7 separate regions of the Mus musculus genome follow, and all the other regions are linked to region 4. The links are chromatin loops, found by intact Hi-C in ENCODE. Cell type or tissue: left cerebral cortex. All regions are shown on one strand. Links, peaks and the distances in the headings refer to the core of each region. The heading gives the core; the rest is flanking DNA. Region 1 has its middle 75 kb from the start of Gm39048. Region 2 has its middle 220 kb from the start of Tmem126b. Region 3 overlaps Dlg2 (discs large MAGUK scaffold protein 2). Region 4 has its middle 2.3 kb from the start of Dlg2. Region 5 has its middle 130 kb from the start of Gm39048. Region 6 overlaps Dlg2 (discs large MAGUK scaffold protein 2). Region 7 has its middle 89 kb from the start of Gm39048.

Region 1 (4,521 bases), core at 227-4,226, 150 kb after region 4:
TGCTGTTCTCTAACCATGTTCACCTTTCCCCAGTCAGAAGCATCAGAATGGGTACTATTATGGATGCAAAATAGGCAACTTGTCAAAGGAGAATATGCCCTGCATAAAGGCTGTGACTTAAATGCAAGTCTGATTTAATATAAACACTGCTCTTTCATTGGGATCTGCTATACTGTACAAGCATAATCAAGTACTTACCCCCCCCCCCCATTAGAGACTATTCTATTCTATTACTCTGACTGTTCTTGCTACATCAGTTTTCTTGTTCCATCTGCTCACAGCTTTATGGCATTTGCCATGTTGGAGTTTCCAACAGTGTTACCACTTTTTACTTTCATGTTGGTATTTAGGTTCCTGTAAATTGGTCTTCTCATTCAAAATCAGGTTTTTAAAAGGGGCATAGTGCATGTCCCAAGATAAAATCTAAGCATTCTACTTTGGTAGCTGTATGACCTTGAGACTTTAGTTACTTTCTTTCTGGTACTATTTCCTCATTTATAAACTAGATAACAAAGTCTACAGCACAGAGTTGCTATAGTAATCAGGTTCTACATAAGACTCTCAGAACTATCAAGCACATTGTTCATTAAGTTACTGAGTGGTAATAATCTATTCATATCTTCATTTCTTTTAGTGACATATTTCCAGGGTTGGACATTAAACATTAATGGTCATTTCATGACAAGCATATGAAAGAACTGATCATCGAGATGACACGCAGACTCTTAATACCAGATACTTTTCCATGATGTAGGCTGACTCCAAGTCTGACCAGCCAAAAATGTCCCACAGGTTAGTGCAGACTTGACTGCACATAAGAAAAATGTTTTTTGACAAGCATAATTTTTCTAGACAACCTTGTAGGTAGCCTTAAATTTTAGACAACTTTGTTTTATATATATATAAAATGTATGGTTGTAAATTCATACACTTATCACATGTATGTGTTACTATATACAGAATACATAATGCTTTATTTTCAGATGCTAGGTTGAAAACTGTTTGAAAGTGTTTAAATATATATCTTTATAAAGTAATATTCAGATTGATGATAGAAATTGTTTATATTGTTGTGATAAAAGATGGTATTATGTTAAAAAAGAAAAGAAAAATGTTATATTGTAGTAAAAAATGTCACATGTGAATAAACCACATTATAGATAGCAATAAAAATAAATATTGATAATTATTTGAAAGTGACAAGATGATACACTTATGAAGAACTGGATGCATCTTGATTACAAGAAATCTGAACTTTAACTGGAAATATGCAAATTCTTCAATTAAAACTCGTGTGAACTTACTAAATCACTGCTGTTAATGATGAGACTCAACTCTGAAAGAATTTACGTCTCAACTAAAGGGAAGTTCTCAAATATAAACCGGTCTTTGTAACTTAAAAAAATATATATCAGGCACTTGAGTGCAGAAATATGCCTTAAAGTCCAATTTAAAGAGCAATTTCGAATCTAGAGATTCTTATGATTGGAAGAGACTGGCCTGAGCCTTGAAGGCAAACAGTTATTTAACTCTCTGTACATCTCTCTGCTTTACTCAGAAATGGGAAATGTTTCTCTAAAAATGCTTTTCTAAAAAGAAGCAGAAGTCATCCTTCCCTGGTTTTATGTAATCCATGGAGAAGATAAAAATCTCTTCTTTGCACAGTTCAGTCCATGCCAGAACACAAATGGAATGAGAATAAATTTAACATTTGCATCTCTATATCACTCAAAAAAATGGTTCTGTGAACATATGTGAATTTGCAATAAAATGGGAATAGACAATTATCTGTAATCATTCCTCACTTCATTGTCCTCGGTGTGACAGTTGTACCTAGGATGGAAACAATGGCTATTGTGCTCTTGCTGAATTTAAAAGCAGGCCTCTTTTCCCTTCACTTGTCGCTAAGGCATCTCTTACCACATTGCACACTCATAACTGTTGCTGAACTAGAATATACCTTACCATCTTTCCAAATCTTTCCATGGCCATGATTCTCAGACATCAGTGTGGACCAGCTCCAGAAGCGGGTATGCATAGATTCCATCCTCACACTCCTACTGTCTTCTGAGATTCCGACTGGAGGATCTGCCTTCTCAAACAAACTTTCTAGGCAATACTGATGCAGACCTTCACCTACCATATTCTGTGAATTACTAACTTTCAGATCATTTAAGCGATAATAGTCACAGGTCATATTCAACAAATACTCCTTGCCGAGGCTTCATATGCATCTCATTTAGTCCTTGTGGCAGCCTGCGGTTTAGACTTTCCAGCACATCTGCAATAAGAATGTCAGGGCTCAGGGAAATTAAATAACTTCTAGGGTCATCAAGTTAATGGAACTCAAAGAACAGTACTATTAGTATTTGATGTTCTAAAGTCCATTATCTTAAAAAAAATATATTCTATCGTGAGAAGCAGAGTGTGTGTACTGCCAATAGTTCTCCTTAGCAACATGTTTATAAATGTCATCCACAAATTTGGCTAAGAACACTGATCACTCTTTCAAGTGGATGACATTTTCATCATTCAATAGCATCAACAGATATCCTGGATCATGATTCACAAAGGTTTCTCTTCCTATAAAGCTTCAAAACAGTCAACAACCAAATGCACTTGAAATGAGGCCATCTGGTTCAGGCCAGTACTTAAAATCAGAACGCCTTTTCTTTTGGAATGGAAACAAAAGTTGTCAGATATACATATATCATTTTGATTCAAACACAAGCCTGAAGATGGCCAAGAGAAGACATTTTATTACAGATGTATTAGGTAAACATAAAGTCCTTAGTCCTTAATATATATATATATATATATATATATATATATATATATATATATATATATATATATATTATCCCTTTTCCAATACTAACATGAACAGAAGAAATAGGGATTCATTCATAAAGGTCACCCCAGTAACTTGTAAATTTTCTTCATTACCCTGTTTACTGTCAGAGTCTTGTGTCTAAGGACTATGAAAGCAGAAGGGGTCCCCTGCCAGTTACTCCATAAAATCTTTCAGTATCCCCTCTGATAATGACATCAATAATGTTTTCAGTTTACTGGCAGTAGCCAAGAAATTGCATTAAAAGGTCATCTGGGGCAAGTGGTGACTACATATTCCTTAGGGAGTTCTTAACCTTTTTCATTTATAAAATTGGCATATAAATAGCCATGCTACAAGGCTACCATGGAGAGTACAAAATTTAAGTGTAGAAAAAAAAATCTTAGTAGAATTCCTGTTGAGGGATGCAGTGGTGCTTGTCTTGTTCCTGCCGTCTTCAAGCTCACCTGGAGCTGTTTGTCTTTAGCTTCCAATTGCGTTAGCACCACTTGATATATGAGCATCTGACAACTTGCAGGCATGCTTCCTTGCCTATTTTCACATAGAGATCATGGATAAACACTCAATAAACATCAATAAATGTGGTTTCTCTGTCATTGAATTATATTTTTAAAGTTTTTAGAAGGTATCAGTGCTTACATGATAATATCTTTAAGTTCTTTGAGATATGTGAACTCAACAACAATAGGGAAATGATGAGGGGCCTGATGTATCATTAGCAGGGGAAAAATTATGCCATCAGGATTCAGGCTTGAATGATGAGAGAAGTATCTATTCATCCTTTTATTTTGTTAACTCAGGAACATACCTTGGAATAAACATTTGTTCATATACATCTATAACGTGTGTGTGTGTATATGCACGCACCACAGCCAATAAATGCCACGTCTATTAATGATAATGTATTACTGGACACCATTTTTTTTAAGTAAAGAGAAAATCATCAGTACTTTTGAAAAGGGTAGCAATGCTACTATAAAGCATGCCTGTGGATGGTGATAAAATCCTCTGCACTATAAGCTTTATGAGTGGGAGCATGGTGACCATCACATATTTTGTCCCCAGTCCCAGGGCATATGTCCCAGGGACTATACTAAATCAGACGTTGAATCACAAAAGAAGAAAATGTTGAATAAATGAGCTGGGAGAAAAATGCTCTATGGCAATAGGTTTTGATTATGATTACATTAAAACTGACTGAGCATAATTGGGGTTACTGTGCCCTTCTTTCCATTGCTTATTAAGTTGGAATTAGAAAGGTAGTAGGCAATCTAAGGGACGGAAGTTGGATCTGGTCAGTAAATACATGAGGATTATACAAGGTGTCACACAAGACATTAGAAAAAAAAACTAGAACAGGTTCTCCTTTTACCTAATTACACCTGAAAAAGCCAAACTTATTTAATATAAAATTCGCATGGTTGAGAGTTTAAGTTTAGAGAATTATTTTAACAGTATTGCTTTAAGCATGCATTCTAAAGCAATTGTGTGTATTTATGTGAGTGAGTGAGAGAGAGACAGAGAGAGACAGACACACACAGAGACACAGAGACAGACAAAAAGACACAGAAACAGAGATAGACACAGAGACACAGGGAAAGAGATAGACACAGCCACAGAGACAGGCACAGAGACAGAGACAGAGACAGAGACAGAGACAGAGACAGAGA
Region 2 (4,521 bases), core at 284-4,283, 400 kb after region 4:
TAAGATTAGCAGAGAAGCACATACTAAAAATAATTAAAGACTCTACACTATAAAACTTTCAAGAATTAACAAAAACATATCTTTATGTCCCCTTCACATGATAGTTTATGAAACTGTCTCTGGTATCTGATATATACACCAAAGTGAAATGCCCTCCTGCTGGGCACACTTCAATGTTTTCTTTGCTTCCTCCAGATAATGGGGAGTTAAATCACATCATTTACCCACCAAGTGTTGGAATTCATTTCTTTTGGTCTCAAAGTCTTCTTTCTTCTCCTTCCTTCCAGAACCCTTAGGAATTCATCATTTTTTCATTTACTGAAATTTTAAAACTTTCTTACCGAACAGTATTTCTTGCTAAACTCTAGAGCATAACTAAAACACCTTGGTGTGCATGAGCATAGAGTAGCTCATAGCTCTCCTGTCCTCGAGTTACACACACCTAGTTAATATTCACTAACACATCATTTTCATCACCCCGACTTTCTGCATACACTGTCTGCACAAGAGATGTTCCTCCTGTTAACCATCAAACATCAAAGGATTTTCAAAACCTTTTCAGTTGTCTCTTTGTTTTATCCTGGATATTCCTATACAATGAAAACAGACTATGGTGTACTTTATCCAGCTATAGTCTCTCATTCAAGATTAAGACTTTTACAATGTAAACATATTATTTTATATAGTTGTATAGGAATAACTATATTTAAGATTTGAGAATGATGAATAATAATACTTTATTTGTAATAACATCGTCCATATTTGTGGAAAAGCCAATCACAAACCTATAAAAGGAATCTAAAAATAAACGCTAATTGCTATTATTTTCTAAGATGTGTATGTATATATAATTGATGGTGACCACTATTTTATTGAAAAATAATTCATTTCTGCTAGTAGCATAAGGAGACTTCTAAATACCAAAGAATCCAGACCTTAAATTTCCAGTTTGAACATTATGAACTAACCAGTACCCCGGAGCTCTTGAGTCTAGCTGCATATGTATCAAAAGATGGCCTAGTCGGCCATCACTGGAAAGAGAGGCCCATTGGACTTGCAAACTTTATATGCCCCAGTACAGGGGAATGCCAGGACCAAAAAGTGGGAGTCGGGGGAGGGTATGGGGGACTTTTGGGATAGCATTGGAAATGTAAATGAGGAAAATCCCTAATAAAAATATTTTTTAAAAATTTCCAGTTTGACTGATAAACAAAATTCTGAACAAAATCAAACTCAAGGGAATTTTTCTCCATTTACTTTCTGGAAATATTTTTACCCAAGAGCTTGAAAAATTAAAGATTTTAGAGACAAATAGTAGGATAGAAACCATTTAAGATCCATGAACCCTCAAAGTGTATTTTATCTATTCAGTTTGAAAATTATACTATAATATTTTCTAAATACCAAGCAGCTATCACCATTAAATTGATAGATATGACTTGAAAAGAAAAATATTTAGAAAAGTGTTAAGATATAATTTATCTTTTAAAATGCCCTGAAATTCTTTAGCACTACAATTCTCCTTAGTGATCAAAATCTTTTTAAACATCATAATAATTTATGCTGATTGTCACCTTGACTGGACCTTCAATTACCCATGAAAGGAGCCGCTGAGGATTGTTGAGTATGGTGACCTATTGGGATGCTTATGAGGACTTCTTTTATAAGGTTTAGTTGTGGTAGGAAGACCTACCCTAAATATAGGCATCATTTCTTGAGTTAGGTTATAAATTGAATAAAAAAGAGAAAGTGAACTGAGTGGCATAATTCATAGATCTCTCTGATTTCTAATTGCAGATCTAATGTGACCAGCCATGTAAAGCTACTGCCACCATGATTTCCTATCATGATGAACTCCCAGGCTCTATTTCACACTCTCAGTAGAACTGAACAACATCACCCATGAGGCACTGATCTTGCAGTTATGAAAGATGGAAGACTGAGATGACTCTTTGGCAGAAGAAATTTCAAGATAGAAAAGCATTCAGGATAGTTGTGAGAAGGCAGATATAGTTGTTAAAGAGATCTTCACAACTTCAGGGAGCCAATAAGAAGAGTATGCTTTAGACAAAGCCCCTCCCATTATAGGTTTCACCTTGTTTCCATGGATATTCATTTGAATAAAGAAAGTCTAAACTGAAGAGATTCCGTGGTCCTGAAAACTTTCACCATGGTTAGAACACACGTGCTACTTTAACAATGAAACCAAGAGGAGTAGGCTCCATTCATAACATGGCAGCAGAACTTGGTAGTGTTGTCTGTATGCTACTAGTTTTATAAACCTGAAAGGTGTCAGATGGAGAGAATCATGGAAACTTCCTCCAAAGCTTTAAAGAGTCATTGAAGCCAGGCAATGTATGACAGGGTCAAAGACCCAGTAAGGAAGCCCTTAAGCTTCCTTTCATGAAACTGTGGACAATGAAGCCAAAGTTGAAATGAAAACCCAGGATGCTATAAATGCCAGAACTATGGACCATCTCCAGACAATCTGCATGGACTGACTGGAGCTGGCTCAAGAGAGAGGCAGTGAGGCTGGAGGAGTAAAGCTACCTACTCCCTTTGGAACATAGATGATCTCACCACGAATCCCAGCTACTGGTCATAGAGTGGGAGGATTTAAGGTTTGCTCCACTGGATTTTGTTCTTGCTTAGATCTGACCATTCTTTACTCTGCTCCCATTCCTACCACTTGGAATGCAAATGTTTACTTTGTACCAATATGTTGTTGATTATGTGGGGGTTCATATGTTGATCTGAGTCCCAGAGAGATTAGATTTTTTACACAGTGTTGAAGTTGTTTAAGATTATGACTACTCCTGAAATTGAACTGCTCTCACTTCACATTGAGATGGTAATGAACAGGGGATGTAAGTGTGACTCAAAGTTGACATTCTTGAATGGCAAGTTGGCAAGAAATGAATTTGTGATGGCATATAATAGCCTTTAATGTGGCATGGCCTAGAATCATCTAGGAAAATAGCCTCTGGAAATGCCTCTAGGGGACTTCTTGAGGCTGAAATAGGAAGATCTGCCCTAAATGAGGGTGTCACTATTTCCTGGCCTGGGTTTGAACTGAGTTAAGAGAAGGAGCTAGTTGTGCAGCAGGGTTCATCACACTCCTTCTGACTATGGATGCCATATAATCAGCTGTTTCAAGTTCCTGATGAGCTGACTCCTGACCATGATGCACACTGTACCCTTCAAGTAAGAGCCAAAATAAACCTTTTCTCTCTTAAGTTGCTTTCATTTGGGGTATTTTTAATCACAGAAACAGGAAAAGTAACTAATACAGAGTTGTAAATATGCCACACACAGCTGCTCTTTTGCAGTTAAATATGGTCATATAGTTGAGTCATAGGCTTTATCATGGAGCTAAGTGGCATATTCCTGATCTTGCCAATAAATGCATCTTTTGTAGTAATGCATGCTACATTTTCATCTGTTTGGATCACTGGTATAGATGCCCCAGGTGATGACCTTATACCAAAGCCATAGTTGAACAAGTGTAAGATCTTAAATCACCTCTGAAAGGAAAGCTACCTGGCCATTTTCACTAATGTTAAGCTTTACTATAAATAATTTTTTAAAAATGCTATATGTGTATAGTTACTGAAAACATGTAGCATTAATTGTACCAGTTTTCAGTCAAGTGAAAGGACCTCAATATTTCTTATATTCCAATATTCTCCTGTAATTTTCTTTTAAATTTATTCTTTGGGAATTTCAAAAATGCACATAATAAATAATATTTTTAATCCCCCTTATTACCTTCTAGTTCCCCCTGAATTCCTCCTAACACATCTCCCTTCCAACTTCATGTCATCTCTCTCTTTGTAAAAATAACACACTCAATCCAATTAGTATTGTTTTTATGTTCATAGGTATAGGGCTATGCACTAGAGGATGAGCAACCTCTCTGTGGTCACACCCCCAAATAAGAGTGAGTCCTGTTTCCCAACAACTGTCAACCATCAATAGCTCCTCAGTTACTGTTGAGGCCTTGTAAGCTACTTGTACCAATCCATGCTGGCCTTTTGACTGTCTTGACCTCATCCATCTCTGCTACTTCATGAATACTTCACTAAGATGAGAAACACACATAACACAACATAGCTTATGTCAAATAAACAATGCTCATGCTGTTTTCATATAAGAGAATTCACACAGAGGGAATGAGTAACAGGAGGCATGAAACAATGTTTACAACTGTCATTAAATGGCTGATATTTAAAGGAGAATAACTATTGACTCATCATTATAAGCTGAGACACCACTGATGGTTACAAACTCCTTGCATGATGTTTGTTAATATAACACTGCTTATTTCTCTCTCTCTCTCTCTCTCTCTCTCTCTCTCTCTCTCACACACACACACACACACACACACACACTGTACACACTGTTTCTCTCTCTCTCCTTTTAATAGCCAGCAGCTGAAATATCTTGCAATTACTATTCTACTGAGTTAATACCTTCCTGAGAATATATGACCTCAATTGCATAGCATGTTGGGTCTCTCTA
Region 3 (4,521 bases), core at 179-4,178, 340 kb before region 4:
TTCATATTGTGGTAAGAAATCAATTGAGATTCGTTATGAAATGATTCATGTGTTTGTAACCGTCCCCTGTAGCTATATAAGCAACAGAGAATAACATAACAGAAAAATAAGTATGCTCAACAGAGGCCCCTGGGTGTTCACACTTAGTCTTAACTCTTTAGAAGTTTTATACTGAATCTATAAATTTCCACGGATGTCAATTTATTATTATATTGCTACACATCTATGGCATATATGCATCTTTTTATATTTTACTTTTTATTAATGTGTATTTATATATGTATATGTGCGTATGCATATACATGCATACACACAGATACACACACAGACACAGACACACACACACACACACACACATATACCTTGCACTGGTGCCTGCTGAAACTATGAAAAGGGATCAAATTACCTGTAGTTGGAGTATATGTGCTTGTGATCTTCATGACAGGTGTGCTAAAAATTGAAATTGGATCTTTTATGAGAGCAGCAAGAATTTATTTTAAAAGGTTTATTTATTTTATGTGAGTACACTGTCGCTGTCTTCAGACACACCAGAAGAGGGCGTCAGATCCAGTTACAGATGTTTGTGAGCCACCATGTGGTTGATGAGTATTGAACTCTAAAGCTAAAACCTCTGGGAGAGCAGGCCACGCCCTTAACTAATGAGCCATCTCTCCAGCTCTGAAAGAAATTTTAATGGCCAAGCCATCTCTCCAGTCTCTATTGAAATGTCTTAAAACTGAAGTTTCTGCAATTAAGAATAAACCTTTCAAGGGATTCTAAACAATCTTATGGATTTCCCAGATCCACAGCCTAAAGCCAACTATTTGAAATAGTAACAGAGTGTCATTTTTAGGTTTTCTATTGGTGTGGTCAAACATATTGAGGATCAGAATTGTAGAAAGGAATGACTTTACTTTAGCTTACACTTCCACATGCCAGCCCATCATCAAAGGAAGTCAAGCAATGAGACAGGGACCTGGAGATCAGAGCTGATGCATAGGCCACGAAGGGTTGCTGCTTACTGGCTTGCTTCTTAGGACTGGCTAAATGTGCTTTCTAATAATCCCCAAGATTAACAGCCTATGTGTGGCACCTCTTACCATTAGGTGGGCACTCATCTACCTCTACTTAAGTTTTGTCTGCTTCAAGATTGCACAATCAGCAGGATTGTTGTAGCTACACTTCATAATATTACAGAATGTTACAGAGTTCACTCATCTTGATATGTGTCAGCCTAGTTCATTTCTTTCAAAATTTGTACAAGATTTCATTATACAGTTTACAATAATGCGCGCTCTCTCTCTCTCTCTCTCTCTCTCTCTCTCTCTCTCTCTCTCTCTGCTGAGAATATATGTACTATTTCTATGAATTTTCCTTCAAGAATAACAAAAGTTTAAAGATGTTTCTGCAGTATTCCTGCCTGTGTTTCCTGGTGCATGTATGAAAGACTCTTTAGGCATATGTCAGAGCATGGAATTCTGAGAATCAAATTTCTGTGGTGTAGTTGGACATTGGCTGAGATATTGCATTCTGTTGTAATGCACGAGAGCTGTGGTTACTTCATACTCTTAGTAAAATTTGGTATTATCAGACCAATGGGATGACTCATAGGGTAAAAATCTCCTTTTACATAAACCTGGAAGCCTGTGTTGGTCACAAGATCCCATGATGGAGCTAATTCTGAGAAAACTTGTTCTCTGACCTCCACACGCGCACCACGTCATGCTCATGCCTGGCTGCACTCAAACATCATAGGCCCAAATGCATACACTAACAAATAAAAGTTTAAAAAAAAACTGGCATCATCCTGGAAAATAACTATAACCCAGCTAATATAAAGATTAAGACCTTAGCCATTCTGACTGGAGTCGGCCATCACTGCAAAGAGAGGCCCATTGGACTTGCAAACTTTATATGCAGGGGAACACCAGGGGAACGCCAGGGCCAAAAAGGGGGAGTGGGTGGGAAGGGGATTGGGGGGTGGGTATGGGGGACCTTTGGGATAGCATTGAAAATGTAAACAAGGAAAATACCTAATTAAAAAAAAAAGATTAAGACAATTGAATCAACATATGAATTATAAATGAGTTTTGAGAGAGCAAAATATCAAACCAAAAGATAGTTTGTGGTTTATCTTAGTACTTATTGATATTTATTCTAGGAATGAACTTTCTGCTAACGTTTTGTCTCAAATATTTGTGATAAATATTTCACTAATTGCTTTGGGTTTGGTTTGCTTCCAGCTTTGGTTCTTCTGTGTGCAGGATCTGCTTTTGGCCACAAGGTGGCGAGCTAAGCACATTCAAATGAAAGTTTCTACAGAGGTCTAAATGCACTGGACTTAGCTGAAAAAAGCTGCAATCAAAAGATTTTATTTTATTTTATTTTTATGGATGCGGCACACGTGGCTCGTTCTTACAAATTTTAATCTCTTTTTATAACCCTCACCATCCACCTCTATCTCTTTTCTATCTCTTCTGTCTGTCTCCTCCCTCCCCGCTGCGTTGACCTTCGGAGCCGTCAGTGAAGTATTTGCTTCCTCACTTCTTTGCTCCTTATTTCCAGCGTATATCACCGATTCCTTGTCCCCACAGACAGGACCTCCTTCATACTGCCTTGACTCCTAATTCCCAGGCTTTCCTTTCCTTTCTCCTACATTCCAAGCTCACACCACCACCACTGATTTCATCCACTTTTCAGTCCCTAGGATACTGCCCAGTTGTGCTTCATTTCTCCCAAATTGATATACCTTGATAATCAGACTTCCATGACTCGCTGAAGGCCACTGACTTTGAACTTCTGCTTTGTTCCTGTTTGACTGACTTGCAAACTTGAATCTGTGGCTTCGCTATAGTCCATACGAAGACTTTTCTAAGTTACACTCTCCCAACACGTTTTCAAACGCCAAATGAACTGCCGAATTTCAGTAAATATATATATATATATACCTTTTTATCTGTCTCTTTTCAGTTGGTTTCTACTGGCCAACGGGTAGTCAGAAGAGAGTTTTCTTTGGCTGGGTTCTAGGGCACAGTAGATTAGAATCTACTACCGATGTATTGAGAAGGCAAATATATTAATTTTGAACACTTTATGTAGTAACTAACTACGTACTTACAGTATAGAACTTGTACTTTTTCTCATTGTCATTTAACCAAATCACTTAGAAGTCATTAAAAATAAAGTTTGGTGGTAACAAGAGGTAGGGGTAGTGAAGGAAGAGTGCAAGGAAGCTGGAGATGGCGTAGCTTGGGAACTAGTGTCCCTGCAATGTATGTGTACAAGAGTCATTATAATATACCGATATAATGAAGTAGTTCACTTAATGACTATGCTTAAATAAATAATCAGACTCAGCCTTTGGCAAGAATTGCCACAGTTCAGTTGAGTACTCAAATATATCTCTCAGCAAGCATTTTATTGATTTCCCACCAAGGTTATAATTTAACAAACACGTAATATTGATTTGTTTTTTAAACTCCATTCTCGAGCTATGGGGATCTCTGTGGAATTGTAATTCCTTCTAATTAAAAGCTTTCAAAATGCAAATATTTGCCATAAGGCATGGAGCACCATATGTTTCGCTGTAATCAAAGCACAAACTTCACCTCCTAAGATCTGCAAATGTCACTCTTTGCTGATTGGAATTTTTTTGTTTTGCCTTTCATTGACACTTTCCACTAACTTTTGTAAACTTTCGAATTCTATTTTAATTTTAAATTAATTAAATTACAGTTATTGAGCACCTGTCTGGAACGAGGGTCTGGACTGAGCCTTAACAAGCTGCTTGTGACAAACTTCCTCTACTCATTTTTAGCCACCACACTAATGAGGAACGAAACACTGATAAAGACAGATAAAGGTAGATATTCACATAGATAAACTTGTAGGAAGAAGAACCTATCTCCAAAAGATTTATCACCTTGGACTTAACCATCTTGTATAATTGTGGGAAACTCACAGGAAGAAATTAGTCTCAACACCCTTTGAAATTCCTTTTACGATTCAGAGAACATCCGCTACAGGGCTATATATAATCTGAGCTCCAAATCTACAGGCGTCATCTTTTTCTTTAAGTCAAATGCAGTAGGACAGCTACACAATATTGATTCCAGCCGATGTTCTTCAATGGAGCAACTTAAGTCAGCATATAAATTGCTAGCGACTATTACTGAACACTCACAGTGGGCTAGGCACGATTAATTCAGCTGAAACTCATTAATCCAATGACTAACTAGGTCCCCATTAGGAAGGTTCACATTTTACAAATGGCCAAGCAAGAGCAAAACACCCAGCTGAAATGCAACAGAATTGGCAGGCACTTTCATCATCTGCTGTTAATTGGAAGAAGTAGAACTTAACTTTATTCAGAAGAATGCTTCATCGTGGCCTTGGGAGCTAATGGAGTCTCAGGGGATCTGACTGGACTCCTCTAAGACCCTTCCAGGAGAGATGGCAGCTTTCTACAAGGAAGGGAGGAGGCCTGTGTGCCCAGTGATCCCCAGGAAGAATGAGTAACAC
Region 4 (4,521 bases), core at 156-4,155:
ATTTCAATTAGCCGAGGATTCAGCATCCGAAAGTTAGAACCTCAGTTGCTTTTCCTTCTAGCATTTTAAATCACTGGGGGAAAAAAAGGAGGGGGGAATGAGCTCACTCAGGAAGGAGGGGGGGGGGGAAAGGTGAAGAATTGAAATTTAACCAATGAGTTACTTATATTTCTGGGGAGCCCGAGTGTTGTCCTATTAGATACTTTACCAGGGGATTGCATCTGGCAGACTGTGGTTGAAGAGGGAACCCTTTTCCCTTTGTAGCCTAACAGCTCTGCACTACATTCCAAGCTTTTCTGATGCAGTATCCTGTTTGGCAAATACTACAAACCACTGCAAGCATGCCTCACTCTTCCATTTCTCTGTGTGGAACAGAGCAGGACCAAAAGGTTCCGTGTCTCATAGAGTCCCCTAAAACCTAAGCTGGGTCCACCAGGGGTGCTCGCCAGCTCCAGGGCAAGGAAGTACCACCTCTTACTGCCCTGTCCTGGGATATCATATCATCAGGTCTGTCTTCCAGGGATATTTAAAGTTGTTAGGCTCTCTAACAAAACCATGCATCTAAATTCTCCAATGCTATGCTTTGTTGATAAACAACTATCAGCGATACAGGATGGGATTGGAACAAAACAGGGGGACAATTCAACCAGCGGGATGAAAAAATGATATAAAATGTTTAGCTGGTCCTGGGAGGTAGAGAGGGAGGAAGGGAGAGAGAGAGAGAGAGAGAGAGAGAGAGAGAGAGAGACTTCTATTCCCATGAATCCACGAGGAGGGGGGATTTTTAATTAACAAACATTTTCAGGTCTTACTGTCTGTTGATATCCTTGACAAGCAACAGATACTGCAAATTAATTGGATTTTTATTCAGCCAAGGCAAGGTTCTAAACTCTTTTTTCCAGCTTCAGGCAGCCCTAATGCTCAGCTAGAATTCTAAAGCTCTCTGGCGAAATGCGAGCAGACATGAACAGTTCTCACTGCAGTAAAAATAGTGGGAGGAAAAAGATTGGTGATGTCTTTGCCACAGCAACAGGGAAGAACCGCATCACTCACAGGGAAAAAGCTGCAGTGACTTTTAGGGTTTTTCTTTAACGTGTTTTGCATAAGCCACCTCCCCTTTGGAGCCTGCAGCAGTGCTGATGCTCTCTGGCAGTCTCTGGGCATCTCTCCTGGGCAGTGAGGTGAGAATGCTTCAGAGGGTAGATGGGAATTCAGAGAGAGGAATTAAAGAGCTAGGTTTTCTACTTCCCTCTTAATGATAAGCGTTCAGAAAGTGTCGTCACTTCTGACTAAATAGCTATTTTGGGTTGTCATTGTTTGTGGCTTTTTTAGGAAGAAGGAAAAGCAACCTTGGCTTAAGCTGGAGATTGTTCAGCAATGAAAGAGAAGGGAGCCACTTAATTTGATTCCCAGCTCTGTCTGTCATAGTAGACTAGGTAATTACAAACTGTAAGTGCTTGTAGCATAACTGTGACTTCCAGGGCAGTTTAAAAAATGGATGCCCAGGTCCTATCACTCCCCAACTTTTATTAATGGCTTCAAAACAGAGCCTGTCATTTCAGTTCATAATGCCTCCCTCTCCAGAGGTCATAGCAGGTTACCTCTCCTGAAGCTCTTCCCAGTAAATGAACACAAACACCGGAAGCTGTGGTAAACACGGGGACGATTTAAAACTGCCTGTCTCCACTAGGGTTCAGAAGATTCTCAGGAAAAAAAAAAATCAACAAATGTACTGTTAAGTAAAATTTTCGCTTGGAATTAGTGTATAAGACACTTTCTTTGTTTTTATTGCTATTTTGATGGTCTCCAGCCTTTTTTTGGTACCCCAATACAGGACGAGACAGGAAGTGTCACAATCTCAGAGATGCACACTGGTAGGAAACAGACCAAAGTGAAGTTGGAAGAACTTAGAGTTTCAGCCAAGCTTTGAAGTGTGTACATTCCAAGGAAGACTATGGCCTTGAAGACCTATTTAAAACTCTCAAGTGGCCTTACCTATCTCACAGAATCCCAGTGCAGAATTGGGCTATAGTCGAAGATCTGCTGTTTAGCTTTAAGAATACAAGGATAATGGCCATTTTCATCATTTTCCTTGTAGGAAATGAAGCGTTAACCTGAATCACAGGGTCCAATAGAAAAGTCATTTATTAATGGGCTAGTAAGATGCCTCTGTGGGTAAATGTGCTTGCAGAAAAGCCTGAGATCCTGAGTTGAATTCCCTAGACCAAGGACAGAAGAGAAACAACTTCTGTAAGTTGTCTCCTAGCCAACAAACACACATACCATAGCATGCCACCCATACCCCAACTCACCCTCACACAGTAAGTCTGATATCAAAAATGTGTTCTCTATTCTTAGTCAAACACTACATTCTAGTAGTATATCCACAATAAGAGCAATATTTACTATTGTAAAAGAAAATTCTAACTGGCTACAGAGTTTTGAAGGGAGTAGAGCAAATCTATATTTCAATACTACAAGTAAGTAATCTCAGAAAAATATCATCCATGTCAAACTGTTGGCCATTTGAAAAACAGAATAATGTGTAGCTCATAATGTGGTTGAGAATATTAAAAATGAATCATGTCAGCAAAAACCTAGTTGAGTCAATTAGTTAAAAAATGAAACTGCAAATATATTCAAAGAAAATATAGTTTTTGATTTATATAAGATTGAAGAGGGGACAGATGTTACCCTTGGAAAGATAATTATACTATAAAAAATATAAACCATCTGCTTTGGCAAAGAATGTACAATAGTAAATAAAAATAGAAAAATATCTGCAGCATATTTGATTGGAAATTCCTTAAAGGACCTTTCACAAATCACAAATAAATAAATAAATAAATAAATAAATAAATAAATAAATAAAGTGGATTTTACAAAGCAAATGATAAAATAATAATTCAAAAGTGACTACAAATATATTAAAAATGCTCCAACTCTTATTTAAGGAAAAGCATAAAAATTAGAAAATGTTTTTTTAATTGTTGATTCCTTTCAATGTAATGATTTAACCTCTAAGAATATGATCTAAACACATTGAATAAAATTTAAAGAACTAATAACATTTTTTAAAAAAAAAATCAACCCAGGTCTCTGTATATCATGTGGTATTGAGAATACATGTTCACATGGGGGCCAACACAGAGATGGGAAGACAGCTCTACATGTATATGTGTATGTATGTAAATGTCAGATGTCAGTGTCAGGGATATTTCTCAAACTTTCTGTACCCTATTTTTTCGGAAGTTTGTTCTCTCAAAGAGTCTGGCACCCTACAGTTTGGGTATGCTGGCTGGCCCCTGAGGACACTTAAAAGCAATACTAGCATTCATGATTTTTTTTTAACCCCCCTATGGGTACTGGTGATCTGACCTTAAATCCCCGTTCTTTCACTGTAAGTCTTTACTAATTGAACTATCTCTCCAGCCCCTGGCTTGAAACTTTAAAAATTCTTTGAAACATAACTTAGGAACTAGAGAGATACCTCAGCGTTTCAGAGTTTTTGTTGTCTTGAAAGGAACCTGAGTTTGATTCCCAGAACCATCATTGCAGGTAGGGGAGTTGATAACCAATTGTAACCTCAACCTAACGGGATCTAATGGCCTCTTCTGGCCTCTGTGGACATCTGTATACAGATTTGTACAGGCGTGCACATACAGACCCACAGACACACACACATACACATACACAGTTAAAACTAAAATGACTCATAAAAATAACATAGATTTGTAAAAGAAAGAAAAGGTAAGGCAATATGAGAGTATAGTTTGTTAAAATATGACAATAGTGGCATCGTTTATTAATATTTATAAGCAATTCATATTGGTTGGCATCATTTTTCTTATCTGTAAAATTAGGATGATGGGCTCCCAAGTTCTGTTTTGCATTTAGTTATATCTTTGTAAGTTGAACTTTTTGTTTTGTTTTGTTTTGTTTTGTTTTGTTACAATAAACCTGATCAGATAAGTATGAATGCTAAATAGCCACTGGGTTATAATCCAAATCAAACAGATTAAATTTTCTGGGGAAGGACCTAGGTTTCAGTATCTTATAAAGTTTCCTCTTTGGCTGCAAAGTTGAGATAAAGTTAATATTACTGCCTTAGACTACTGTTCATCAGCAAAGCCATTCACTAAAGGAACAGGTAGTAAGTACCTCAGGTTTGTAAGATACATGGTATGTCACAGCTACATAACACTGATGTTCTAACAGCAAAATATCCTACACAAACGCTTATGTGAGGGGCAGTATATAATCAATTTTTATGAAACTTCACTATTACTCATTAAAATTTGAATTCTCTATTATGTTATGTCATTGTCTGACTCCTGGTACCAATGAAATAAATAATTCTGAGTGGAAGCTCAACCCTGTTGAGTAAGGGGTCATGTAGACACAACACTTTCTTGTCTTGAAATTAGGCCTCGGGCTTCCAGTCACAAAAAGGAAACAAAACAAACCTGGGTTAAAATCCATTTTCTATCATTTCACAACTGTGTGACCTTGTGCTGGTTA
Region 5 (4,521 bases), core at 400-4,399, 200 kb after region 4:
AAATAACTCCGAGTTCCACACTTTAGGATAAACACACTTAAATACACATGTTTGTCTCCTTCCTAGATTCCATAAGGGCATACATTTTCTGGTTCTCTCCTTCATTTTAGTTTGCTTGCTGTTGTTTGTTTGTTTGTTTTTATCTGACTTTACAGTAAAAACAAAATGAAACACTGTGCAATGTAAGTAAAATAAATCTTCACATGATCTGGAAGTCTGTCAACTTCTCCAACTAGATGTTTTCAAACATTAAATCTACTACTATCAACCTAATCTTCCATGAGATAATACTTTTAGGATAGATGCCTAAGAATTTGTAGAAGATCAAGCTTCAAGTTTGAGAGGGTCTGTAAAGGAGAAAATATTTAATATGACACATTGTAGAAGTTCACCAGCGGCTTCAAAATTTACTAGGACTAGCAGACTAGCATTGGAGATCTACACTTACTGAGTTTTTCATACTAGAGTATTTATTTTTTCATATTAATGGTGTCTAATCAATGTGACAAACTAAAAGAAATGGCTAATGCTAACTTGTGGTATGCCCTCATGCATAATAAAAAATAAGCCAATGAGTGTCTTTTAATTAGTGTTTTATAAATAAACATAACTTTTTCCAATAACTAGTGATTATGGAATTTAAGTGCATTTAATATGCTATTTAGAATTGATGACAGAATAAAATCAATTTAGAAGTTTTAATTTTCTGTAAATAACTCCACGAAAAGGGTTATTTTGTTCCATTTTCACTTCTGTATCTCACTGTACAAATAATTTATTTGATTATAGTCAAAACAGACTCAATCAAAGATTAAATATTGTACTTTTTTTGTTTTACCTCAGGCCTTTTTTCTTTTCTTTAAAAGAAATCACCAAAATGCAGAATATCAGAATTCTCCAATCAGGAACAATATGTCAAGCCACGGTAAAGCTGATTGGCTTCTTCAAGCATAGGAGACACGGTTTTTAAATGAAAAGCTAATTAGCCCACCTAGAAAGACCCAGATATGGTATGGTAAAACGATGTGTGAGCTGCACTACTATGAGAGATGTTTCAATTACCAGCTATAAATAGATGAAAAAGCAAAACCTACCACTAAAGAAAAGAAAAGAAAAAAAAAACCAACAGACACATTTGCCTTTCATTTGCACAAACACACAATGTCACTTTAAGAAGTTGAAATCACAGAAAGACAAGACCCTCACACCCTCTTAGGGAACAACATGCCCAGCAAAGTAAATTACACTAATCATTTTATCTTATGGACTGACAGCATCTAGCAGAGCTGTTTAATTACAGGACCGGAATAATAATAGATTTAAAAAAAAATGCTGCACGAAACAGCTGTGTTTCCTAGCCTACCTTTGTGGTGACAATGCACAGGCAATCCATCCTGGATCCCTACACAGGACTCAGTGCATGGAAATCACACCAGCAAACCAGCAAAGGTGAGGAAAAGCCTTTGGGTAAATAGCACACTGAGAGAAGCAGAGTCTGGATTCTGCACAGAAGGCTTTCCCAAGGGGGGCCCCTCATGGGAAACTCGAGCCCTCCATACAGCTCAATGCAAGCAGGATTCTCCTAGGCACGGGAAAATCCCCCAGGAATCAGATCCGGCAAAACTTCCTGGTGGCTTGCTGGGCTCCAAGGCTGCATCATCTCTTAGCGGATTCCGAGAAGGGCAGCAGGGCTGACGCGAGTGCCCGGCACTGCTCTATCCTGGAGATGAGTGTTAGACCAAGCGCCCGCCCGAGAATCACACTTCAGCTCTCGCTCTTGTTTCTGAATTCTGATCTGCTGCTCCGCTCTACTCATAAGATTTCCTTTGCCAAAGTACCCCCCTTTTGCTGCCTTCTCTTTACTGCTAACAACTCTGAGTAAGCACAACACAATAAAACTACCCGGCCCATCTATCAAAGGACTGTCGTTCGGCTGCCAGAACAGCGGCTTTGGGTAATAAAAAGCTATTTATTATGAGCTTGATTCCCGGGAGCCTCAATGACTAGAAGGATGTGAAGGAAAGCAATGGTGCACGCGGTGCTGCATACATCACAGTTGAATTCACTTGCGATTACAAGGGCGGCTGCTTACAAATGACTAACAGCTGGATAAGGAAAAGCTGGCCAGGTACAGAAAGAGGCTGCAGATTTTGACGCTTGACTTGGAAAAACATTCAATTTCCCCTTCCACTTGCGCAGCCATACGTGTGGTCTACCGCATACACCAGTAAGCAAACGACGGAGTATTTGAACAAGAAAGTATATTATAAAATCGAGGTGGGAGGAAGCTTCAATGTGTTTACCAAAAGTTCTACATTGCGAGAAAAGGGGAGAGAGAGAGAGAGAGAAATGAGCTTGTTCCCAAACTTTTCTCTCCTGCCTGGTTGTCTACAGGCACTTATTACGTGGGCGGAGCTTTGTGCGCCCTTCTGCAGCATTTTAACAACCAAATGATTAACCCTCCCCTTCCCGCAAGTACCCCCCTTTCTCCTAGTGAAGCTGCTTGGGGTACTTGACAAGCATCACTCTCTGGATAATTTACTCCACTCCACCCCCATCCCCATCCCCACCCCCTGGGAAGAAACCACCTAAGGCAGGGGAGCTCAGAGAAATGGGGTAAGGGCTCCAAGGGTGGGAGGAGGCAGACAGAGAGGAGACAGCAAAGAGCAAGCTGGACTCAAAAAGAGGAAGAAAGTATTTGGTGGATCAGTAAGAATGGTACACACACACACACACACACACACACACACACACACACACACACACACCTTTCACTAGAAACAAAACTAGTCACCTGGACCTCCAGCCACATTGAAAAGAAATGTCTAGAGACCCATACATTTCAACTTACTGGTCAAGATATTTTGCGTCTTTATCCCTCATTACCAACCCTCTTTTTTTTTTTTTTTAACAAGGTGCACTTCAATAAGAGTCTTAAGACTTCTTCCTACCTTTCATGAATTATTCAAGTTCAAACCTCAATAACCTCCCAATTGCTAAATAGATGAATGTGTCAGGAACTGACATGTCATTATTCTCTCAAAATGGGAGTGCGCTTTTAAAGATTCTTTTTCCTTAGTTCATAGCAAATCAGATATGTGTTAGGGGTGGGGGGTGGGGGGAGGGATGAAAAGAAACACCTGACTTTCAATTCAATATAACCTTTTAAAGTGACTCAAAAGTATTTTATGGTTAGAAATAATTTTCTCTGAACTCTTACCCTACAGGTATAATAAACTTCAGATGATTTCCACATTAAGCAATACAAATAAAACCTATTCTGTGGTCTATTCAATTGGGTAACTATCTTACAGTTCAATGATATGAAAAGGTTACAGGAGCATCATTTTACATCTCGATCTCCTCGTTTGCTAGCTCCTTTCAGTGGTTAATTTAGCTTCATATGCCCTAAGCTTATCCTCGAGGAGGAAAGCATGTCCTTGAGCATCCCTGGGTACCAGAGCGCTTCCCCAGTGCAGGTGGATCACCTAATATGTATGTAATTCTGATTGTCATTCATGTTGGAAACAGTCAGCTTTGCTTCCCCTAGCGCTTTAAGGATGACAAAAGACACGTTTTAACAAATTTCCAAAGAACTGTGTAGCTAACTTCCATGCTAACAATAAAGATCATGTCTCTTAATTTTTTTAAGTCCATGGCTTTCTTCATCATATTAGACTAGAGGTAGCCAGAAGTTTGAAAGAGAATGTGGAAGAAAGGTAGCTTGGAAGTGCATGCAGTCTGCCAAAAGAGGGAGGTGGGGAGGGAATTGGGGAAAACTGGTAAGGGAGCCCAATGAGTCTTTTGTCTTCTGACTGTGGTGGACCTCGATGAAAATACTTTCTGAACTGCAAGATTCTGAAAATATGAAAGGCAACTAGTCTAACATCAGTCTGGGCATTCTGTAGGCACTTCCAAGTCACTCATTAAGGCACAGTTAGTGGGAGGGCTGATAGATTTATGCCTCTATCATTTATTAAATTGAGCTGTTTATGGTTAGTTTTCATACTTGGTTTTTATTCTATCTTCCTATCATCTGGTCTAGGCATGTCCATTCAAAAAATATACCTAAGAAATTACTGATGTGTAGACTCACAGTGAACAAAAGCAAGCAAGTCAAAGCCTGCAGTCCTGTTAGTGTAAGGATTTGAGAAGTTATCTTGGACTCGTAAAGCAGAGGCATTTAACCCAGAAATCAGGAAGGCTTTCTGGAAAGGAGCCCAGGAAACTTAACTAGGAGTTGGAAGGAAAAAGAATCCTATGTCCTCTGTTATATTTGAAAAAGGTATGGATCAATAACGTTGTACAGCCTTATACAATCAGCTTCATAAACACATCCAGTGGGATTCTATTAGAGTTGTTTAGAGCAGTCATTTTACAAACTGAACATCCTGTCTCTGCTTGGGAAAAAAATACAGTATTGTTTATATAATGTTAATTTAGTACAAATATATCACATGCTTTACAAAGTATGCAGGTGATATATTCACTAGTTTGTATTCAGAACAGATGATTAATTTT
Region 6 (4,521 bases), core at 208-4,207, 130 kb before region 4:
TGTTCTCTTTCTCTGACTTAGTCATAGAGAGACTCATGAGGACTTGGGGCCTCTGGCTTAGTCACAGAGAGACTCATGGGGACTTGCGGCAGCTCTGTGCTTCCAAACTGAAATGATATTGCCAAATAGTTACCTATATGCAAACTGAACTTAGTCCTACAGCTTTTGTACGTAGTGCATAGAAGACTGTATGGGAAATGAGCAGAAAGGACACAAAGGAAATCATCTAGGAAGAGCAGTTTGCAAATCAGTTCTCCAGACTAGTTTTTCAACCTTCCTTGGGGGAACAATGTAGAAATGCTGCCCTTTCCCAGGATTGTTGGGCAGTATGCTCAAACACAGCACACAAAGACCTCCTGCAACCCCACTTACAGCTTCTCAAAGCCTGAGTGAAAGAGGGTCAAGGCGAGGGCTAACCTTGTATTTTAGAACGAATCTTTATGTGTAATCCCTTGTCGGTTTCTCAAATCCAGAGGAAAAGCTCCCCTGAGACTATTTTCCCTTGCACTGTTTTTTTCCCTTCTCAATTTTACCTGTCAAACTGTAGTGGAAAGTGTGAAAATCAAAGGTTTTCAGCAAACATGCAAACATGACTTTTTTTCCCCCTGTCCAGTCTGTTATATTTCATACTCATGTGCTTTCCAACTTCATTCTCTATAAATATTGTTTTCCTGGTTATTCTATTTAAAAACAGTAAGGAGAATAAATAATATCACACTTTCGTTCTTTTGCTGGACACTGAACAACACTATCATTTGTGCCCATTTTATACAGAGCTCTTTCATATATCTTCTCTGAATCCCAGAAGATAAATAGAACATAAAATAGAGAGAAATCTAGTCTGTCTGCTGAATATATGTCTGCTACTGAGGGACCAGACTTTGCATTATGTTGAGTAAAATATGATTTTACAGAACAAACCACATATACAAAATTGAACAAGAGAATAAGACCCAAAGTACAGAAAACAAAGAGCCACCTACATGCATTTTATATCAGAAATATGACTGGCTTTACAGTGAACTCATTGCTGTTTCTATGCACTCAATGGATATGTGATATATAGGTGTGAATATTTTATTTTTAAAACATACAGTATACAAGCAAGAATAATTTTCAAGACAGTGGTTTAAATGTGCTGTTCACTGCCTTTGAAGCTTTTAATTAGCTAGTCATACAATTTATAGATGCAACTAGAATTGCACACTCTAATGGAGAGACTTTAAAGCATAATCTAATAAAACATTATTATATCCTTAATGCTTTTAAAAACATTTTTAAAAAGGTGTTCTTATTGTTCCAGATAAGAATACTAAGATTGTGAATGATGTTCAATGCCACAGAACCAGCAAGAAGATGTCCATGTTCTAGAAACTATGTCTTCTGTCTAAGAGTCCAGTATACGTTCCCCCACCTTCAATTAAACAGGATCCGTAGTGTAAAATGGATTTTTAAAAATGTACTATTGACATCTGTTCTCTGTGCAATTTTTTACATTTATTCTCTCCTCTGGTTGACATAACTATTTTATGCCAGGACAAAAAACAGATGAAGCAGATTTGTACAGTTTTACACTCTAGTGTTTTCTAATAAGTTCTTTTTTATGATCCTATAAAAAAATTCTTATGTCAGTAAGACATTTCTAAAGAGATTAGAAATCTTAGAAATATTGAGAAGGTCTCTCTGAACATTTATTACTTTACAGGGATGCAATTTTTGCTGCCACATGGGGGTGCAGTGTTGTTAATATTAATTTTGGGAGAATTTTGAGCATCTCAGATGACTGAGGCTGGGGAGTGACTGAAAGAGATAGAGTCTACATACAAAGACAGAGCACTCTATCTTATCTGCATTGAAGTAGAAGTACAGGAATGAAAGGACCCTGGTATAGCTGTCTCTTGTGAGGCTATGCCTGGGCCTAGCAAACACAGAAGTGGATGCTCACAGTCAGCTATTGGATGGATCACAGGGCCCCCAATGGAGGAGCTAGAGAAAGAACCCAAGGAGATAAAGGGATCTGCAACTCTAAAGGTGGAACAATATGAACTAACCAGTACTCCCCGGAGCTCGTGTCTCTAGCTGCATATGTATCAGAAGATGACCTAGTCGGCCATCAGTGGAAAGAGAGGCCCATTGGTCTTGCAAACTTTATATGCCTCAGTACAGGGGAACACCAGGGCCAAGAAGTGGGAGTTGAGGGGGGGAGGTTATAGGGGACTTTTGGGATAACATTGGAAATGTAAATGAAGAAAATACCTAATTAAAAAAAAAGAGTGAGTTTTAATTCATCCTCAAAGTGTCTTCAGTATCAAATCTTCATGGTGTTAATTTGGCAAATCATTCCATGTTAGAAAATACTTCACACTGTATTTGAGCAGCCCATGTGAGATGGTCACATTAATTTGTGCTGTGCTACATCCTCCAGGCCAGGAAGGTCATTAGAGAACTGCTTAATTAAGCAGAAGTCACTTTTGTTGTTGGAATTACTATGAGATAATTGACCATGATGGGAGCTGTGTCCCTTAGCTGAAAGCAAACCATGGGAACCAAGGTCAATTATCTTTTATTAATGCCTACACTGAAAAGAGCTATTGTGGTCATCCTGAGACATAACTATAAAACACTCAAGTCTTAAATAGCTAAACCCTTTCGAAGATGTTGTAGTGATCAGGGATACAATATGATTTGGTTAAAGCAAAGCCGCCACATTGAACACTCATGGTTTGCTAATGGTGAACAATTTGCCATATATTTTCCCATGTCTACATGTTCAGGGTTTCTGGTTCTGCCCCTGCTGAGAGTATATTTCTAAAATCCTTCCAGTTGAAAGCTTATCCCCTGAGTGTATGTTAGTTGTTTTTAGTGAATGGTTAACTCTTTCTATAACTTTGGTACCATTTAATATTAAGCACATCTTAACATTAGTAGCAAACTTATAATTTGGAATCAGACAGAGCAGAAGTAGAATTCCCAGGACTGACAGCTATGTCATGAACTAACCTTCCAACATAGCAGCATAAGTTCTTTGTGTCTTTGGGGTACACAGAGGAAACAAGAAGCAATTGAAAAGCGATGTTCAAGATAGTTTTGTGGGAGGAGATATGACATTCTTTTAAAGGATGGGGATAACAAGGTAACCGAGACGGCAGAAGCAGAGCTAGGGCCATTTTCTACAGTTAAGGACCCAGGAAAGAGAAAAAGCAAGCACAGGAGTCTAACATGAACTGAAAACTTGGGAAAAGGTATAAGCTTGCAGTAACCAGAGTTATCTTCTGACCACTGACCTCCAGTGCAAGGGCAGGGAACAAATGTTCTGGGCCTTTTTTCTCTTATATTCTGATCTTTTATAATGGCCACCCTTTGGTTGAACCCACACAAACAGCTAGATATAGGCCAGCCAAAAAGAAATGAGGAGCATAGCAAGTCCTGGTCAGCCTCCGGAGCACCGAGAATGGTGGTGATGAGCAGAGAATGTTTGTGTGCTTTAAATTTGCAACGAAAAGCATCTTGTCTGCTTATGTATTTTTCTTCACTAGTGAATGGAGATATGAATCAAGTTTGCCAAAGAAAACTGTAAAGATGCAATAAAATACACAATTTAGCACTCTTAATATAGTAACTGATAAATGAACGGCAGCTAGTTCTTACCTCATTGTAACAGTCGTGGATCACAGTAAAATAAGTCTGTGTAGTCTATAAAAATAAAAAAATATCCAATAACTTTATTCCTCATAAAACTACTTTATTTGGTTTTAGAAGGAAACTGTTAAGAAAGACCATAAACATTAAAGAACCAGAAAAAAATAATTGAATGGTGTAAATAATATTATTTGCATTTTGATATATGGACCTTATGAACAGTTATATATCCTCATATAATTCTACCAAGAGATCATGTGATCAATAAATTTTTTTTTCTTTCCATTTTTATTAGGTATTTAGCTCATTTACATTTCCAATGCTATACCAAAAGTCCCCCATACCCACCCACCCCCACTCCCCTACCCGCCCACTCCCCCTTTTTGGCCCTGGCATTCCCCTGTTCTGGGGCATATAAAGTTTGTGTGTCCAATGGGCCTCTCTTTCCGAATAAATATTTTATAGTTCATACTTCTCTACTATCCTATGGGACATTTGAAATGGAACAATAACTAGAAACAGAAAGTAAGACTTTACATTTTATGTGCATATTTGTGCCTTTAGCCATGATATTTAAAAATTGTTAGTAGTCATTTAGATTTTGCAATGTGCTCAAATGTTGTTTTGGTATAGATCAGCAAAGCATCACAAGTCTCCTCCAATCCTTTGTTAAAATATTTATTACCACCCAGCCTTACTTTTCTATATCCACAATCTATGCTGTACTTAAGGGGCTTGAGGTGGTACTTTAAATTATTATTATTTTATTATTGTTATTAACGTTGGTAGTAATTGTGGTTGCTGTTGTTTGTACAAACAACTAGAGAATACTGAGTGAGAGAAATATTCTTCCCTGGAGTAGCATACCAGTTGGGTTTCCAA
Region 7 (4,521 bases), core at 340-4,339, 160 kb after region 4:
GAACTGAAATACTGAGTTAGCACGCAGGGAAAGGCTGTTACCCCAGGAATCAGAGGAAGCCAGTGGTTGACAACAATATGAAATTCGTGTGATTGAAATGGAAAGCCATTAAAAGGTTTTAGGTAAGAGGGAAAGTCGGATGGTGAGAGTTGTGGTTTTCAGACTGTTTTGCTCACGCACTGACATATGAGAAGTATGAATAAGAGGATTCAGTTAAAATGTTCTTGTTTGCCAGGCAGTGGTGGTACATGCTTTTAATCCCAGCATTTGGGAGGTAGAGGCAGGCAGATTTCTGAGTTCGAGGCCAGCCTGGTCTACGGAGTGAGTTCCAGGACAACCAGGGCTATACAGAGAAACCCTGTCTAGAAAAAATAAAAAATATATATATATATATATACATATATATATATACATACATACACACACATATTATATATATACTTGATTGTAGCACAGATAGGAAATAAAAATGGAGATCAGTTAATTTTACACCATTTCCGTTACATGGAAATAATGAATCATGTGAGAAAGCTGTAGGACAGGGAGACATTCAGAGAAATACTCAGCTCCAGTTCACTTGGTCAACAGTGAGACCAAGAGCTGAGAATGGAAGGACATGCATCACAGTGAAGACTCAGAAGATCCCATTGACTTTGACTGTCTTCTGAACTTCACAGTTTTCACTTTTAAGGATGTCTCCCAAGCACCATGCACAGGTGATGGCCTATGCTGACCTTTCAGAAAAGAAAGTTAAGAAGGTTCGGCCACTTCTCACAAGAAATCAGGGTACAAAGAAAGTGCATAACAGTAGAATATTCTGCTATATGGTTATGATTCATCCTGTAAGGCTCTAAGGAGGATCTGGAAATAAAAACAATCCCAACAAGTAGCACATAGCAATTCTCAAAGAACAAAGGTGGTCACTGTTTAATCAGAAAAATAAATGTTTGCCATACCTGTATTTCATTGTATAAACCCAAATTGTAAAAGGGTGAATGCTTTTGTCCTGCATTCCCAAAAATAAATTTTGTCCCCTATGTGACATGTATCTAATAAGATACTTTAATTTTGTTCATTAACCACAGTTAAAAGGTAATTTGATCAAAAACTAAACATAAGTTTATATTAGTCTCTGCATGCTTCAGTAAAATCAGACCAACAAGCAATAAGCAAATATAGGAAGTTTTTGTTTTAAAAGGAATGATCAAGAATACTCACCCATCATGAAAATGATGAGAGTCCTTCATCTTTTTGTGGTTTGTTTATATGTTTGTTTGTTTTTATGAATTATGCCCCAACTGTTATGAGCAGAGCTTCGGGCCATTCATAGCTCTGAGTCTCATGGAATTTGGTGAACTGTTATTGTTGTTTTGTTCATTTCTATGCACAATGAATTATGTAATTGTCTGACCTGATTTTATTTTTAGCAGTTCAGTAATTCTTGGTAATCTTTATTACAAATGTGACACTACATTAGATGTTAAAAATATTCTCTGTCCTGGAGGTGCCCTTTGTGCTTACAAGAAACTAGACAGGCACATTTAACAGCGAGAGTGCCCTGCCAAATGAGGAAAGCCTGTGGTATGGTGAGATGGTACATGAGAGCTGTACAACAGCCAACTCAAAGCAGAGAGACACCACCTTGCAGTGATTTGTTCTGACAGCACTATCCACAGGTCGGAGAGAAACCCTTTCTTTCATTTTAAGCTCATCCTAGGAAGCTGCATTCATCTCCTCTAGACATTTAATCCTGCTATGCATCATACTAATGCTTCTACCATCTGGTCCCTTCCTCTCCCCACTTCTCGCTCTCAGCAGTCAGGCCCACTCACTGCAATTTCACATAGTAAATAGAAGACATCCCACTCAACATTTCCCACTGGCACATTCGAACTTACTTCTATATTCAAGTACCTCTCCGTACCCATCTGCACTTACATATCAGACACCAACCAGGACACAGTCCTTAGCTCTCATCTATTCCATCTTCTAAGGAGACTTTTGTTATTAATTAAACACATCTATTATATATGTAACCTCTTGTTTTCCATACTGCACATCAATGGTTTCCCACAGAGAGTAAGCTTTTATTAGTGCAAAATATATATAATGGTCATGTTTACTTACTCTTCAGCACTACCACCTTATTGAAACCGCTGTCCCGTGACCCCTTTGCTAAATCATCTACTGTGAATTTGTGCTTTACTTACTAGCTTTCTTGTCTTCTTCAACTTTTTGTCTAGAGACGTTTCAATAGATTCCGTACTCCCCCCTCTACTATTTTTAAAAGGAACCTGCATCAAAGCGCAGAATTCATCTGACAGCACACTTCCTCCTTTTACTTACTTGTGCAATCATCCCGTGTTTTGGAATATCTGTCCACAAACACCACACATTTGTTCATCTCTCTCGTTTTTCCACCACCAAGATAATTCACACCACAGCTATTTTTGTCCGGATTTCTGCAAAAATCTTTGCAAAAAGATTCTTTTATGTTTTTAAATGAGACCATCTACCACCTATGTTTTCATTTCCCACCTGTTCTTTATATAGCTGTCAGAACAATAACTTCAGAACTCCAACATATACTCACCCACTCCTCCCTGCTCAGTTTACAAACTGTAACACTTCAGTGAAGTTCTGAACATGCTTTGGCTTGTGTCTTCTACCACTGCCTATCCTTCCCACTCCCCATTAATCTTATTTTTTTTACTCCCATGGTGGTCTTCTGGTTTTTCAGAAATGCAACCTTCTGTAACACGTGTAAGTATATACTATTCATTCTGCCAAAATAGCTCTCTCCATTCTCTGCCCCCACCCCATCTCTCACCTCTCTCCCCACCCAGTTGATTTACTTTTTAAATATATGTTTAATTAGCATTCTGTTTAGATGTCTTTCTATACATCATTTTCTTTTCAAACATATTTGAATTGAATAGCAATTACCCCAGTTACTGATTTATCTTTACACGTACACTTACTTGTTCTATTTCTGCTTCCCCCATGAAGAAAGGAACAATGCCTGTTTTCTTCCACTTGAATTTACAGTATCTGGGCATAGTAAGTATATTGCAGACATACACCAAATTAATTAAGGATAAAAGGAGAAGAGATTGTTTTATGAATGAAATGAGATAGCCAGAAATTATAAGCTAGGTTTGTACAAACTAAATAATGTATGTTGTTATGATGAACTAGCTCTAGGATACAGCAATTCTGAAAACAAAAAACGGCAAACTCCCAGTCCTTCCGATGGTTCTTCTTTAGCTAGGTAGCTGTAAAGAGAATGCTTTGCTGTATCCTACAAAATTCCATATATCTTTATAAGGGGCTCATCTTATCCATGTGACTACCAAATATCTATTCAAGTCAACTATGGCAATTTCGGCTCATTTCGTCAACAGAGTAAGGTAATAAATGTCCCTAGACTGGAAACTGCAGGGACAAAATTGATGACTTTTAGACAACTCTAAAATCATGTGAGCTGTTCATATATTATCTACCATACTTTGCCTTCTTTAAAGGTGGAATGGAATTAACTGTATCATTTCTCTGAAAACTTCATTTTGGCAAAATACATTTAGAAAAACCATTCATTTAAAATAAATTTTCAGAATAAGGATTCCCACTAACAGAGGAAAACGGAATATGCAGTTTCAAACAGCCATGAATAGAATTTAAAAAAGAAATAAGCACAGTCCAATGACATCCAACTTGTCAGTGAGTGTATCCTGCTCACCCTACAGGCTTAAGAAATTCCCCAAACTGTGTAAGCAGCAGAGACGGAATCGTAGCCTCATTCTAAGTGACCACAGAATCCATGCTGCTTCTGATCTATATCAAATAGACCAACCAGAAGTGAAATCCAAGAATCCTGACTTTCTGGCTTCGTGACAGAGAACTATATTCTCTTCATAGCCCAGCTCTCATCCCAGATGCTGTGTGCTATCCTGATACATATGAGGCAGGAATAAATGAAATTCTCTGTCAGCTTCTCATGGGTTTCCTTCTAAACCTTGAGATTTCAGACAGTTATAAAACTTCCATCTATGTGTACCTTACAAAACCGCTTTTGGAAAAACATTTTGTACATGAAGTTTTAGCCCGGAATGCATTTTTCCTTCCAGGCTATAAATAGAGTACAGCTTTTAATGAAAATGCTGACACTACCTAAAGAACAATGGTGTGTGACCAAATTCATTGCAGAGGCAAACTGCTTCTCTGAACGTCTTTTAAGAAAGTGTTTTTATAGTATATATTTAATTAAGGCATGGATATTAGATTATGCAAAATATTTGCTTCACCAAAATGCAATTTAAAATAACTATCAAAATAAATTAGCACATTTACTTCCCATACGTTGAGAGGTTCATCCAATCCAGATACAAATAGCAGTAACTTCTTACTTAGGTGTTTGTTCAGAGGTGTTTGAATATACACGGATCAGCAAGTAAGGGTTTTCAAATATTTATATATAGTTTTCTTTATGGACATAGTGGAGTAGTAACCGTTTTGAGACAT

Evidence for each region. Peaks named below come from ENCODE experiments on the same cell type or tissue, not always from the same donor. Only the 100,000 strongest peaks of a DNase experiment are listed, where the experiment ranks them.
Region 1: it touches region 4 in a loop (2.2-fold over the local background); 2 of 42 quality-filtered maps call a loop at or near these places.
Region 2: a loop joins it to region 4, with 3.0 times the contacts of the local background. A loop is called at or near these places in 2 of 42 quality-filtered maps.
Region 3: it touches region 4 in a loop (4-fold over the local background); 3 of 42 quality-filtered maps call a loop at or near these places.
Region 5: a loop joins it to region 4, with 7 times the contacts of the local background. A loop is called at or near these places in 2 of 42 quality-filtered maps.
Region 6: a loop joins it to region 4, with 2.8 times the contacts of the local background. A loop is called at or near these places in 6 of 42 quality-filtered maps.
Region 7: it touches region 4 in a loop (11-fold over the local background); 2 of 42 quality-filtered maps call a loop at or near these places.

What each region holds. Positions count from the first base shown.
Region 1 is chr7:90,938,390-90,942,910 of GRCm38, reverse strand. It overlaps a transcript of Dlg2 not described here. Among named protein-coding and RNA genes, the nearest start is that of Gm39048, 75 kb to the left of the region's middle. In left cerebral cortex, for the core only: no CTCF peak of the experiment used is centred there; a DNase peak (open chromatin) is centred at 1,956; H3K27ac peaks cover 1,100 bases.
Region 2 is chr7:90,689,026-90,693,546 of GRCm38, reverse strand. It overlaps a transcript of Dlg2 not described here. Among named protein-coding and RNA genes, the nearest start is that of Tmem126b, 220 kb to the right of the region's middle. In left cerebral cortex, for the core only: no CTCF peak of the experiment used is centred there; a DNase peak (open chromatin) is centred at 2,560; H3K27ac peaks cover 24 bases.
Region 3 is chr7:91,429,816-91,434,336 of GRCm38, reverse strand. The region is part of intron 1 of Dlg2 (discs large MAGUK scaffold protein 2); the gene reads right to left. Among named protein-coding and RNA genes, the nearest start is that of Gm24552, 190 kb to the right of the region's middle. In left cerebral cortex, for the core only: CTCF peaks have their summits at 551 (motif pointing right) and 2,267 (motif pointing right); DNase peaks (open chromatin) are centred at 1,680, 2,294, 2,545 and 4,046; H3K4me3 peaks cover 303 bases; H3K27ac peaks cover 669 bases.
Region 4 is chr7:91,086,260-91,090,780 of GRCm38, reverse strand. It overlaps a transcript of Dlg2 not described here. Among named protein-coding and RNA genes, the nearest start is that of Dlg2, 2.3 kb to the left of the region's middle. In left cerebral cortex, for the core only: CTCF peaks have their summits at 427 and 1,680; DNase peaks (open chromatin) are centred at 213 and 1,071; H3K4me3 peaks cover 1,177 bases; H3K27ac peaks cover 2,042 bases.
Region 5 is chr7:90,884,562-90,889,082 of GRCm38, reverse strand. It overlaps a transcript of Dlg2 not described here. Among named protein-coding and RNA genes, the nearest start is that of Gm39048, 130 kb to the left of the region's middle. In left cerebral cortex, for the core only: no CTCF peak of the experiment used is centred there; DNase peaks (open chromatin) are centred at 1,017, 1,800, 2,342 and 4,193; H3K4me3 peaks cover 2,020 bases; H3K27ac peaks cover 1,075 bases.
Region 6 is chr7:91,213,102-91,217,622 of GRCm38, reverse strand. All of the region lies in intron 1 of Dlg2 (discs large MAGUK scaffold protein 2), which reads right to left. Among named protein-coding and RNA genes, the nearest start is that of Gm24552, 28 kb to the left of the region's middle. In left cerebral cortex, for the core only: a CTCF peak has its summit at 1,737; no DNase peak of the experiment used is centred there; H3K27ac peaks cover 513 bases.
Region 7 is chr7:90,924,899-90,929,419 of GRCm38, reverse strand. It overlaps a transcript of Dlg2 not described here. Among named protein-coding and RNA genes, the nearest start is that of Gm39048, 89 kb to the left of the region's middle. In left cerebral cortex, for the core only: no CTCF peak of the experiment used is centred there; DNase peaks (open chromatin) are centred at 1,809, 2,426 and 3,901.